Regions from separate parts of the Homo sapiens genome. Here region 2 is linked to region 1. The links are chromatin contacts, found by Hi-C or POLR2A ChIA-PET in ENCODE. All regions are on one chromosome and are shown on one strand. The core of a region is the stretch at or near the end of the contact, and the rest is flanking DNA. Distances in the headings are between cores, read along the strand shown. Region 1 overlaps MICAL2 (microtubule associated monooxygenase, calponin and LIM domain containing 2). Region 2 has its middle 96 kb from the start of PARVA.

Region 1 (7,130 bases), core at 2,152-4,651:
GCTGCAAAGGTTGAAACGGGACACTGATGGTTGGATCCTGGAATCTGGATATCAGAAAGCAGACTTGGGGACTCAGGACGTGGGACTAGCTTCCCGCAGAAGGGCTCCCTCCATGGTCTGAGGAAGGGAGGCAGAGGCAGCAGGGCCACCCCCGCAGAGGCAATGCTCACAGGAGGGATGCGTCTTTCCAAAGGATGGGCACAGCTAGGCTTGGGAGCCAGGTGGTTGGGGTTTGAATCCCGACTCTCATTTCTTATCCCTGTGATGTTGGCGATTTACTTTACTTCTCTGACATTTTTTCATGTATAAAATGAGAACAGTAATCTACTTCACATGATTACTGCAAAAACCAAGTATAATCATGAAGTGTTGAACAAAATGGTTTTCAAAAATACATCATCTGGCTGAGAAGAGGAGAAGAGCAGGGGTTGGGGGCCAATGAAGGAAGCACGGGTGGGGTCACTCAGGCAAGGCCTGGGCTCTGGAGATCTTTCTCCTTTCTCCTCTGTACCTACCCCCAGCTTTAACCAGCCCTGCTCTATTTTTGCTATCTTTTTAAAGAAAAATTTTAATTTAGAAACAATTTTAGATTTACACAAAAGTTGCAAAGATAGCACAGACTGTCCCTGCATACCCTTCACCCAGCTGCCCACAGTGTTAAATCTGGAATAATTGCTCCTGTCATCAAGATTGAGAAATTAACACTGGCACAATACTATTAACTAAATTATACACTTTATTCGGATTGCATCAGTTTTTCCACTAATATCTTTTTTCTGTCCCAGGATCCCACACTGCATTTCATCACCCTGTCTCCTTGGTTTCCTACAAACTGTAACAGTTTCTGTTACAGAATGACACTTTTTGTAGGGTACTGAGCAGCTGTTTAATAGAAAGCCCCTCAATCTGGGTTGGTCTGATGTTGTCTCATGATTAGACTTTGGGGAAGGACACCACCGAGGTGAAATGCTCTTCTCATTCCAGTACAGCGGGCTGCATGATATCAACGTGACTTATAAGTGGTGATGTAGACCTTGATCATTCGGTTATGCTATTTTATAAAACGGAGTTCCATATAAGATTTCTCTAGCTCATCTGCTAACAGTGAAAAATTGAAAATGACCACTGTTTACTAAGAACGTCTGTTCCCCCTTACTACGGGATCTCCTCCCACAGGCCTCAGGAGTATAAATGGTGCTGCCACAGCAAGTGGGCAGTAAGTTTTCCCAAGGACACCAGGAATGTCCCTCACAGGAACAGACATTCTCACGACAACAAAGATGTGTTCATTTAGAAGAAATTCACTGGAAAAGGCAAGCTATAGTTAATTTTTTTTTAAAAAGATCCCTAGGTGTGGCAGCCCTATGGGGAACCTTGTATGTAGAGCCACTCTGAGTGTTGGACGAACACAAACCGAAGAGGCATACCCTCCTTCAAAGTGAAATGTAACTGTGCACAACAGCACAGGCTTGAGTGAGAAGAGGCTGTGCTTACTTGGGTGATCACTATTTGTACAAGACCAAAGTTAGCCAGGACGGTGGGCCATACAGGCCAGCACTTTCAGACATTAACGGGTCCACGAATCACCAGGAAATCAATCCTCAAAAGCAGATTTGCTTTCTGTAGGTCTGGGGTGGGCCCTGAAAGCCTGTACTTCTAACAAGCACCCAGCTGCTGCTGCTGCTCCTGGATCTTGGATTACATTTTGAGTAGCAAGAATTTAGAAAGAATATTGCTTTGTTAAAACTGACTTAAAGCAAAACCGTTGCCCCAGGAGACTGTCCAGGGCTGTCTCAGAAAGGGTAGACACAAACCAGATTTCTTCCCACTCCAACTCCTAGGTTGCCAATAACAGAAACAACACTCACATACCCTTAAATAAATAAGCCATGGGTGAAACATAGGAAAAGACTTCCACCTGAGACAAAGTGTACCCAAGGGAAGCTTCTTGGGAATAGGCAGGAGCAAATCCCAGGCCCTGAAGCTAGAGAGCTGACACCCGTAATCTGGGAAATGGAATGTGTCTGTAGCCTTGTGCAGTCTCCGCTTCCTCTCTGTGTCTCTATTTGCTGGCTTCTTGCTTACACCACAGCCAAGTGGTGGAGAAGAAACAGTGCTTCCTGAAGTGCACCTTCAAGAAGCTCTAGGAAAATGTTCAACCCAGGGTGTTTTGAACTCATTGGGTAGAATGGGTTTGTTCATATTTTAAGATGTGAACTGAACTCGTTTTTCTTTGTCAGCGCTTCCCTTTGACCATCACAGATAATGGGTTGAATGGCTGGCTGCTGCTTTCCCCAAGGTGAACCTCATGACTCTATTTATTATAAAGCTCACTGTTGTGAGGGGCAGCAAGTCAGACACGAACAACCATGTCATGCAACTATACAGCAATAAAAACTCTTCGACCATAAACAGTAGAAAAAGTCCCTTCTACCTCCTATCAATCAGATATCAATGTATTATACAGACCGTCCCTCATGCCTCTAAGTCATCATTTTGAGGTCAGCCAGTAGGCTGGCAAAAGCTGGCATCCCACACTTCGCTGACAATATGCATGCTTGTGGAGTTGGAATGGCTTTTTTTGAATGACGTGTATATCTCAGGTCTCTTTTAAAAGCTGCCCAGGGAAGCAAGAACTGACACTCTTTCCCCTTGATCAATTTTTCAGAAGCAGGCAAGAGATTCAGGCTCTCCTTTGACAAAGTAACCTGTAATTTTCTTCTTTCACCAGAAGGTGGCACTTGTGGAGACCACGACATATGCCTTAAAGGCTAAAAGCAAAGGAAACACAAATGGATACAAACGATGATTGGGAGAAAAGTGGGAGTGCTGATGCCTCTTTACTATTTACTGTTAACAGTGGTTGTATATTGATTAACATGTGTCAGATACCATGTTCATCTTATTCATCTTTAAAAGTCCTGCCAAGTTTCATGTATTTCAAGTGTATCATTGCACGTTACAGACATGAACCACATCCTGGGAGGTTGTGTTTCTCAAGGTTACACAGCTAGTAAGTAGTGAAGCGTGATCCAAAACCCCAACTGTTTTTCCATCACGCCAAGCTTGGAACCCAGTGGTTCATGAGAGAGGGAAGGAACAGGGCCAGGCTGCTACCACAGTGAGGCTGCCTGTGGCCACTGGTTGTCAGGAAACGAGCCTCTGTTTAAAGCCACACTGTGTACACAAACCTCGTCCAGGTTGGTGAAGCCCTTCCGTCTCCGTTTGTTCATGTCATTCTCTCCGGTTTGACCATCCACCTGCAATGGCCAAGAAAGCAGGGTGAGCTCTGGGGGCCACCAAGGGCTTCAGTCCCACTAAGATCCCTGAGGGCATAGGGCTGGCTTTGAGCTGGCGCTGAGGATGTGTCCCTGCCCACAAACAGCTGTCAGCCTACAGGCAGGAGTGGTAGTAAATGACTCCGCACTGTGACAAATGCTGTCACAGGGTTTTGTTCAGGCACAGCGGAGAGAACCTCACTCCACCTAGGGAGCCAAGGCTTCGTCAGAAGGGGCTGGAATTACACCCCAAAAGATCTTCATGAAACATCAAAGCAAAAAGAATCCCGGTGACATAGGCAGGGCAGGGATGATCTCCATTGCAAAGTGGCCTTGGGCTCAGAGCAGTTTAATGGTTTGCCCAAGGCCACAGCCAGGTCTGCTGATGCTTTCAGTGTGCTGCCTCATGGAGACCAGCTGGGGTCTCTCTGCACCCAGGGAGCCTCTCTCCTACAAGAAGGTGACCGGGTTCACCTCACATGGACTCTCAGGGCTCAAATGAGCTGCCTAGGGATTTGATGGCAAATCAAGTCTGCAATTCACTCACCATCACAGATCCTAGTAAACAATATTTTATTAACTTCAAATAAGCATTAACTATAGCCTGATGACTAGCGTGACCATACAGCCTAGTTTGTTGGAGGTGGAGGGTAGTTCTGATTTACCGCTTTTTACCCCCAGCCTGATTGTTAACAGTGCCCCCTTCACTCTCAGAAGTCTCCTGGTTTAGATGATACATGACATGGTTGCCCTACTGAGAACGCCTCACAGCCCACTCTCTGCTGCCTGCATCTGGGCATTGAAATCCAGAAAGCCCTGCTCTACCCAAGCCCATTGCATCACCCTGCAAGGGCTCCCAAAGGGCACTCGGCTGTCAGGCTTGTCTCCTCAGGGAATGAGCAGAACTCTGGAGGCCGAGCTGATGCTATGGCTGGAGTGGGAAAGACTGAATTTAGTACCTCCTCCGTACCCCATGGGTAAGCCTACCCTTGTCGCTGGGCTAGGGTCCACCTAGGCTCCCCCATCCTTTTCTGGGGTAAGACCTCTCTGCTACCAGTCTTCAGCCACGGGAGCCTTCTCCAAATGGCTAGTTCTGTCAGAACCAGGGAGCCATGTCCCATTGACCATAGATCGCTTCTGCAGGGAGCCATCTACCCTCTCAGAGGGGGCTTCCATCGCAGGCCCATATTAAATCCTAGCCTTTCTACCATTTTGGATGCAGGGGGAAGTGCTGCAGGCCACCTGCTCACCTCAAACCCAGGCATACAGCCCAATCAGCCCCGTAAATCCTAACCTACCCGATCACAGGAGGATTCTTTTACCTCCTGGTTGTCTGAAACAACAACCCTAGCTACGGGTGCCCCAACACACAACCCAGTACGCATCCCCTCCCTCCAACGGAAAGCATCTGCATCCTCATCTCTTGTCCTCTTCATCATCCCCTGCCCTCTCCCCATATTTACCAGCACCAGATTTTTTTGTTTGTTTTTAAAGACAAGATCAACCACAGTTTAGTCCATTGATATTTGTTCAAAAATTTGCCCCAGGCAGCACAAAACAACACATCAAAGGGCCCTGCCTTCTCTTGAACGTTTTCCTCAGCTTCTGATAAATCATTATTCTGTGAATGGAAAAGATTTTAAGCCAAAAGCTTGGGCAAACACCAAGAGAAACAGATGATCTTATTTGCAACAATGTTGGGTCTTAGAGGAACAGGCTGTCTGGACCCCCAGCTCCACAGCCTGGGAATGCTACTCTTGCCAGCCCAAACCTGGGGCCTGTGAAAGTACAGAATGTCCTACCCAACAAGAATGCTTCATGCATAATCTTAGGGTTTTCTGTTGTTTTTTTTTTTTGGTTTCTACCTTAAATGAGGATTTGGCTTTTCCTCCAAAGGGCAAAACATTTTACTCTCTTTTGTACTCAACAAGCCCAGGGTGGGACTGTTCCACGGGAGCCTATATAGATTGAAGACAGCCATATTAGCCATGGGCTTATGAAGGGCATTCCTGGGGAGGCCGTGCCCACCAGCAGCTCCTAAGAAGACTCCAAATCCTTCAGGGGGAATAAAGGACATGGACGGGGACAACCTCAGCCCCTCTGACCCACCCTGACCCATGGGACAACCAAATGCAGTCTATGGAAAGGTTAGCAACACATATACCCAAATGGTTTCTACTCTTCCTTATGAATTTAACATTGAAGCACTGATTCTCAACTAAGAGCTAGGCTAAGACAAAAAGGTTAAGAACACTCAAACCTAGAGATTTATCTACTTTTTTCTTATCTGTATATCTATATTTGTGAACCAAAATTGCTTCAGTACTCCCTTTTCCTTGGACCCTGTTTCACTCTACAAAGAATTCAAAGTACAAGAAGAAAGAAAATACTTACTGTGCCCAAAGAGAACATGAGAATAAATAACTTATGTTCTTTTCCCATTAATGTTTCCAGCTCTTCCGCCCTAAGAATACTTTCTTATCATGATTTCCCAATGATTTGAAAGAGTCTATATACCAAAAGGCATTTATTAAACTAATTGGTTTTCCTATTAAAAAAAATCAAAGACGTAGATATCTGCCAATCTGAACATTTATTTGATCAGCACAAGATAACCATGTTCCCATACTGCCCGAGTTAATGTGATTTTAGCTCAAAGCAAACAAACTTTATATTTAGTTAGCTGGTATAGCCTAGCCCAGGAATAATTTAGATATGGGTCATAGGAAGAGAGGTTGACCATTGCAGGCTATGGTTTTGTTGATTTGGGCAGCAGCTATGATAGTCAGGAAGACGGCCAGTGATAGCAAGAGAGCTCTTTCTTCAAGGAATCATGGATTTGAGCATTGGTACTAATTATTTCCCAGCTGTGTGATCTCAGGAAAACCATCCAACTACTTTGACTTCAGTTTCCTTAACTATAAGAAGGGATCTTATATTGTTTAGTTCATAAGCTGTTGTGAGAGTAATGAAATCACAGATGTAAAACACTTCTTAAACTATAACGTGCTAGACAGTAGTCTCCCCTCATCCATGGCAGATACATTCCAAGGCCCCCAGTGGAATCCAGAAACCATGGATACTGCCAAACCCTAGATATGCTGTTTTTTTGATCTGGTAACTGAGACAGCTAAGGTGACTAATGGGTGGGTAGCAAATACACCATGGATATGCTGGACAAAGGGATGATTCACATTCCAGGCAGGATGGAGTGGGATGCTGTGAGATTTCATCATGCTACTCAGAATGGTGTGCAATCTAAAACTGAATTGTTTCTGGAATTTTCCTTTTAATATTTTTGGACCATGGGTGAACACAGGTCACTGAAACCCTAGAAAGCAAAACTGCAGATAAGGAGGGCACTACTGTACAAGTATTAGACACTATTAGTGAGGCTAGTGTTAGTAACATAATTTATTTTATTTATTCTCTTTTTGGGGACAGGGTCTTGTTGTGTTGCCCAGGCTGGAGTGCAGTGGTGTGATCTTGGCTCACTGCAACCTCTGCCTCCCAGGTTAAAGTGATTCTCATGCCTCAGCCTCCCAAGAAGCTGGGACTACTGGTGTGCACCACCACGCAGGCTAATTTTTGTATTTTTAGTAGAGACAGGGTTTCACTTTGTTGGCCAGGCTGGTCTTGAACTCCTGGCCTCAAGCAATCTGCCCACCTCAGCCTCCCAAAGTGCTGGATTACAGGCATGAGACACCGTGCTTGGCAGAGTAACAGAATTTTAAACATCTGAGTTCTACTTCTGGCTTTGACATTTACCACCTACATGACTTATCAAAATGTAATCTCCCCAAGTCCAAGTTTCCTCATCTAAAAACTGGCATGAAAATATGTTCCCAGCCT
Region 2 (7,130 bases), core at 3,332-5,831, 45 kb before region 1:
CTTCTAACCTCCACCCTGTCTTTGTTCATTCCTGGGCGTAGGCTGAACTAACTTTGGGAGGAACTTAGTTTATAGTTTAGTTTGGAAACAAAGACGATAACAGCCCTTTCCCCAGACAAACCCCCTTCCTGCCTGGGGACAAGACTGCCTTTGCAGGACTAACAAATTAGCCGCAAGATTAGAAATTGTGGTTTAAGAGTCATGCAGCTGGAAGTTGCAAGATTCCGAACCTTCCCAAATTGCATCTTGAGGCTAACATCACTATTGTAAAGCCTAAGATCAGTGCTTGGGATATTTTGCAGACTCTGCGCTCAGAGGTTCAACTGGCACCACCTAGATTGATAAACTGGCTCATCTGGTCTTTTAGCCCCCACTCAGGAACTGACTCAGTGCAAGAGGACAGCTTTGACTCCCTATGAGTTCATCTCTGACCTGACCAATCAGCACTCCCCATTTTCCGAACCCCTTCTCAACAAATTATCTTTAAAAATCCTGATCCCCGAGTTTTCAGGGAGACTGATTTAAGTAATAATAAAATTCTGGTCTCCTGTACAGCCAGCTCTGTGTAAATTAAACTCTTTTTCTATCGCAATTCCCCTGTCTTGAGAAATCAGCTCAGTCTAGGCAGCAGGCAAGGAGAACCCTTCGGGTGGTTACATTTGGAGGCGCTTCATGTCTGCTCTGTCTGGCAGGTTCCCAATCCCACAGGCCTGCTCTCAAAATCAAGCCCATGGGTTTGAGGAGGAGCCTGTATGGATGGGCACACAGTCTTCCCAGCTCCCCATGAGGAGATGAATAGCCCACCCCCCAATTGCTGGCTGCCTGGGCTTTCCAGGCTGGATGTTTTCCATAAGGAGCAAGCAGGTCTTAAGCACAGCTACATCCTGCTGGCCAAAGCTAGCCTCTTAATCACTTAATGAAGACATTTCTAAAAAAAAAAATTGCATAAAGCTCTAATTGCTTCTTCTTAGCTTGTAACTTTGTGGAATGGAACCTATTGGAAATGGCTAAAGTTCAAGAGAGATTTTCCATCACTGGTGTTAATAGAACACACATGCACACATTTTTACCACAACGGGAACAATAGGGTGGGTAGTAATGACTTCATCTAGTAATGCTGAGCAGCATAAAGTGGGCTGATCCCTTCTTTTTAGCTTATATTCTATGTGTGTTTATTTATTTTAAAGGAGCACTTTCAGAGATCTTAGTGCATGACCCACTGTAAAAGGAGTGAGAGGGTATTTTCCCATGTGGTGCTGATGATATCATTTCATTGCTACAAACTGATAAGTGTCCTCCATATTCCATTGGATCAAATTATTGCCAGAAAAAAAGATGGATAAATATCAATTCCTCTAAGCCAGAATAATTCGGGGCAGGTTGTTCTCCTAAATCTAATTAGTTTATAGCTAAGAGTCCAATGCACTAGATCGATTCATTTAGTTGCTTGGGTGTGGATTTCACAATGAATTCATCTAGGAAGGCCTTCCACAAAGCTGCATTTCTGAAACTCCCAAAGTGTAGAACATGGTCCACTGTGTCAAAGCCCCTGGGGATGCTTACACAGAATGCACACACTTGGCACCACTCCAGACCCACTCAATCTGAATTTCTGATGGTGAGAACCTGGGAATCTGCCTTTTAAACAAGATTATCACGAATCCCTGACCCTGATGTTTTAGGGGGCTTTCTGCAGCCTCCATAACATAGGGTGTGAGCTGTATTTCAGGCCATCCTCTTGGGCACGCTCTGTGAACTTTGAGGATGTAATAAGTTTCTTCATGTGCCAAGGTAGTCCCCGAAGTCTTTTTAAAAATTGTGGAAAATAATATACATAATATAAAAATTGTTACTTATACATTTTTAAGTCTAGATTTCAGTGACATTAAGTACACTTACCCTGCTGTGCAGCCATCACCACCTCACCACCACCCATCTCCAGAACTCTGCCCTCATCCCAAACTGATGTATGTCCTTTTATGACTGGCTTATTTCCCTTAGCAGCATGCTTTGCAGGTTCATCTAAGTTGTAGCACATGTCAGAGTCCCTTCTTTTTAAAGTCTGAATAACATTTTGCTGTATGGATATACTGCGTTTTGTTTATCCATTTGTCTGTTGAACATTTGATTTGTTTCCCCCTTTTGGCTAATGTGAATAATGCTTCTATGAGCATGGCTGGACCAACGTAGAGTCTTTTTTTTTTTTTTTTTTTAAACTCCACACTGCAACCAGGAGTCTTTTCAAAGCAATATCCTGGTCTTGTCTGGCATTCCCTTGGTCTACCTTGGAGGCATTTATCCAGGTGAGAATTGTGGTTAATGAAGCTCCATAAAACCCACACAAAGGGTCAACCCTGCATTATTTGGTAAAGTGATGGGGTTACCATAACCAGCAGCACAAAGCACAGCACTTAGACCTGTGCCAGAGAGCTTAACTGTACAATGTGGTCCACCTAGCAATGATAAAACAATGACTGATGAAGACTAACTCGACAAAGAATTGTTTGAGAGTCACGCATTCTACCCACTTACCTACTCTGTATTTTATTCTGGCGTTAAACTGGACTGTCAGAAACAAAATGCTTTGGCTTCACTACCCAACCCAACTAGTCTCCCAACACAACCCCATCCCGCTAAGAAAACTGCTATCACTGAGTCATGTTTTTTTGTCATGCCCTCACCTTCCAGCAAGGGTTGCTGTAAGAAACAGCCTCGAGAATACTAAGGCTGCATTTTCTGAGGAACTGTTAAGACATGATCGAACACATTTCTCAATATCATCTATTTGGTATGAGCCAGAAACTACAGAGTTAAGCATTAGGAGAAGTTGTGCCTACTCAGAGACCTGCTGCAAACCAATATATGTTTTCCTCATAAACAATGAGAGTAACGATGTTCTGTGTTTCCTTTTAAATGCTGGAAGCTAGAAAACTCAGAATCAAACTTATGATTCAATTAGAGCAACTGTTTAGGATTATGGTCTGCCTCTCTGGGGTCTATCCCTCCTAAACTGGTTTTGTTAGACCTGATTTTGAGGCTTGATCTTTCATATTTATAAATGTACAATTTTGTTTTATGTTTTTCTTGTAAGTTGCCTAAAACCGTCTGGCAATTGGAGGGGAAATGGAGGGAAGGGATGAAAGGCAGGCCAACTTCATATCTGGAAATGGGGAGCTGGAGCCCAGGGGGATGGAAGGGTACACCAAGGCCACGCAGTAACCAGAGGTGGGGCTGGACCCAGCTGGGCACAGGAGAGTACTCAGTTCAGTGCCAGTGCTGAGCCTTTCTGCACAGCCCCACAAATGGTACTTAACAAATGTGTTTGGATGATAATCTGTCCTTTTTAAAAAGTGTCACTTTTTTAAAAAATGAGGGTAAAATTCAACATTTCTAGAGTAAATTCAACAATTCCAGGATTTAAAAATATCTATATGAGTTCTTTCCGCCCCAGCCCTCGTCTTCCTGGGAAACCATCACTCCTGAAAACATTTCACGGACCAGGTGGCAATTCTGCTCATGACCACCAGGTGGCGATGCAGGACAAGTTGAGCTCCAGCTCTCCCAGGGCAACTAAGGCTGTGGGGCCATTGGGCAGCAAGTTTCCGTCAGGTTAGACTGTTTCTTCCCAGGCTCGTCCAGAAGTTACCCATAAATCAGACGATTTGGTCCCAAATTGTTGACTGAATCAAAACACTCAGTTCCAGGTCAACTTTGTATTAAACACAAGCTGGGCTGCTAAAGACAGCTACCTCTTAGTAAGCCAGAGCTTGGGCAGTGGTGGCTGGAGGGTGGCACCAGCACTGGCTGAGACTTCGGGAGACCACTCAGCCTGTTTGCTCACCTGTGAAACAGGCTTCGCACTAGTTACCCCACAGGGTCATCCTGGGATGACCACACGTATGGGAAAAGTCCTGGCCCATTACAGGTATGCAGTAAAAGTGTATTAATTGTTGTGTAGAAGTTTGGGTGCATCCCACAAGCCCCAAACACTGGTAATGGCCCCGGTGCTGTGCAGGTGGTCCCAGGGAGATGATGCCATCCAGGGCTGCATGTTGTCCAACAGCAGCTGGACCCAGCTCCCTTCCCTCAGGGGCTATGGGATGCTGGAGGGGCCCCTAAGGAGGTGCCCATACAGGAGGCAGGAGAGCGATCACTCCAGGCAAGAGAGACCTGCGGGCCCCTGATCCCTGCCAGCCTGTGACCAACCACAGCCAGCCAGTCCCCGTGATGTCTTCCCCACTGGGATTCCAAAGCTTCTCATGGAGAGGGAAGCCAGGCCTGGTTCAAGTCCCTTCACTGCCACTTGCGTCCCACTCCCCAAAGGTCCTAGCCCCACCGCCTTGAAGCCTGAGGGCGAGGCTTCCTGTCACCTGGTCCTCCAAGAGGGAAATTCAGCTGTGGGGGTCTCTGTTCCCTCCCCACTTCCCAGAATCAAGCCTGGTGGGCTCTCTGCTTACCGTGCACAGCTCTGGGCTCCTCAGGGCACTGTGGAGAGACTGCCCTGCTCAGGGCCTCCCCTAGGGACGTGTGCGGTAGATGCGGGGATCCTGGCCGCCAGGGTTTCTCTTCACAGGGTTCTGTGTGGGAGCCCTCGCTGCCACCATAGTCAGACTCTGTGTCAGAGCTGGAAGGAGGAAGGAGTGGGTGGGTGAGTCAGGGGGCCTGGAACCCATGCCCCAACACACCCACACTGCGTCCTGCCCAGGACTGCTCCAGCGCACCTGGGGGGCCTGGGCTTAGTCCTGTGTGCCCAGAGCCCAGCTTCGGACTTTGTTATGGGTTGAATTGTATTCCTGAAAACTCATATGCTGAAGTCCTAACCCCAAGTACCTTCAGATATGACTGCATCTAGAGATAAGGCCTTTAAGGAGGTCATTAAGGTAAAATGAGGTTGTTAGGCTGGGCCCTTGTCCCATGCACCTGATATCTTTCTAAGAAGAGGAAATGTGGACACACACAGGCACAGAAGGAAAACACTATGCAAACAGGAAGATGCCATCTACAAGCTAAAGAGGGAGGCCTGGAACAGATCCTTCCCTCCAATCCCCCAGTAGGAACCAACCCTGCCCACACCTTGATCTCAGACTTCCAGCCTCCAAATCAGTGAGAAAATACGTTTCTGTTGTTTCAGCCACCCAGTCTGTGGTGCTTTGTTATGGCAGCCAGAGCAGAACAATACAGGCTTGGCTCAGAGCAGAAGGGGCCCAGCAATGCATGAGGAGCTGTTTGAATAAAGCCTGCTCTGCTCACCTGCACCTGCCCCGGAGCATGACTCCTAAGGTCTCTCTGGTCAGATAAGCTCATCATTAGGGACTTGGTCCCGAAACTTCAGGCATTTAAATACTGCTCTCTTCCCCATGGAATGGATGAGGGAATGGAAAATTCTACCTGGGTGGGGGTGAGGGGTGGGTGGTATTTAACATGGGCCTTAAATAACTGGAATTCAAGTGGCAAAGAAGTGGAGGCAGGGTGTCCTAGACAGAGGGGCAGCCCAAGCACACGCAGTTCCAGGATGGGAAAGTACAAAACTGCTCAAGCAGTGATGTGTTAGTGAAACTATATATATCCACACACTCTCTGTACATGGAAATCCAGCAGGGTTCCTTCCACAAGGTCACTGCCACTCGTCCACCTGTGTCTATGGCAGACCCCCTATCCATCAGAGTGCCCAAGCCTGGCTGGTCATGGTGCCCCAGTCCTGTTCACTGATTGTTCCCAGAGGGAAGTATGTGATGTGGGAGTAGCAGCTGGAGGCCTGCCTTGGCATCCTGACCTGAGGACATGAATTTATGGATACGGTCTGAGACCCTCAGTAGCCGAGTTCCATGTGTGGAGACAGCCTCTCTGCCAATGGCTGTAAAAGCAGCAGAGAGAGAGGCAGGAAGGGAGAGGGGCTGTTTGAGACTCTGGCTCCTGCCCTGCCTGAATGAGGACCACCCTTGGACTTCCCAGTCAGACGAGCCGATGCATTTGCCTTTGTTACCGAAGCTAGTTTGAGTTGGGTTTCTGCCTGTTATTATGGAAACAGGCCTGCCTACGTGGAGGCTTAGAAGACTCTGAAGGCTGTGTGATCCAGGGCAGGTCATTTCCCTTCTCTGGGCATCAGAATGAATCACCTGTGGGATGCTCAAGCCTATGTTCCCAAGCCCCATTCCAGAGTCTGCATGACCAAGACTTGACGAGCCAGTTGTCTACAACTGCAGTCCCTGCTTTCCCCTCATGTTCTCCCCACATCTACTCGTTCACTCCACCGAGGCCACTTTGTCCAAGTTAACAATGAGCCTCCCGTTGGAAAGTCCAAAGGTCATTTCTCTATACATATCCGACTGGGCTCTCCAGCAGCCTCTGATGCAGAGAACCAAACCCTCCCTCTTGAGACACTTTCTTCTCTTGGCTTCCACCACGTGCCATCTCCTGGTTCCTTTGCTCCCCAGTGGGTTTTGCTAGCTCCTTCTCCACTTGCCTACTGAATGTTCAAATGCCCCAGAGCTCTCTTCTGAGCCCAGCTCTTCTTTGTCTACAGGAAGATATTCTTACTGTGGAAACAACCCATCAGAGCCCTGGGCTTTAATAGCCTCTAAAATCACCATCTCCAGCCCTGCCTCCCAGAACACTTACATATTCAACCACTTACCTGACATCCACAAAGACACCGGCATCTCAAACCCAACGTGCCCAAAACAGAACTCTTGACTTTCTCCACTAACGTGCACCTTCTCTGAAATCTTCCCCACCTCAAGATAACTTTAGAAATGACCATACCAGCCATTCAGTCACTCTGGAAAAATTCTGAGAGTCACTCTGAAATTCTCTTTCCCTCTCATTCAGTCCATTAACAAATCCATCTCCACTGCTCCCATCCTGACCCCGAGCTGCAGGCTTCCACCTGCTCTTCCTGCCTTTATCCTCACACACGCCTGCTTCATCCATTCCCCAAAGCGAGGCCTGCTGATCTGTGAAAACTGTAAATGAGATGTTACTCTTCTACTTAAAAATTCTTTGAATTACAGTCATGTCTTTCATAATGATGTTTTAGTCAGCAATATAACCCATATTTGATGGTGGTCCCATAAAATTATAATGGAGCGGGAAAATTCCTATCACCTATTTACGCCGCAGCCCTTGTTAAC

The links. Hi-C counts contacts between places; a loop is a spot of excess contacts on that map. ChIA-PET counts read pairs that join two places held with the same protein, here RNA polymerase II (POLR2A). Pooled maps may share reads with other maps.
Region 2: a map of CD4-positive, alpha-beta memory T cell shows a loop between it and region 1 (13-fold over the local background). The contact joins two enhancer-like sites. A Hi-C loop is called at or near these places in 33 of 168 maps with a recorded cell type or tissue (A673, CD4-positive, alpha-beta T cell, CD4-positive, alpha-beta memory T cell and 22 more), 27 of 37 single-sample maps with no recorded cell type and 36 of 50 pooled maps. POLR2A ChIA-PET finds 5 or more read pairs at or near these places in 5 of 52 experiments (A549, BJ, CD4-positive, alpha-beta T cell and 2 more).

Annotation. Positions count from the first base shown.
Region 1 is chr11:12,232,307-12,239,436 of GRCh38, reverse strand. It overlaps MICAL2 (microtubule associated monooxygenase, calponin and LIM domain containing 2), which reads right to left. Exons shown (of 28, transcript NM_001282663.2): 16 at 3,192-3,260; 17 at 1. Among named protein-coding and RNA genes, the nearest start is that of MIR6124, 72 kb to the right of the region's middle. Within about 2 kb of position 3,401, at least 17 of the 41 ENCODE cell types and tissues checked have a DNase peak (open chromatin) inside an H3K27ac peak, as active enhancers do.
Region 2 is chr11:12,278,427-12,285,556 of GRCh38, reverse strand. It overlaps a transcript of MICAL2 not described here. Among named protein-coding and RNA genes, the nearest start is that of PARVA, 96 kb to the left of the region's middle. Within about 2 kb of position 4,581, at least 3 of the 41 ENCODE cell types and tissues checked have a DNase peak (open chromatin) inside an H3K27ac peak, as active enhancers do.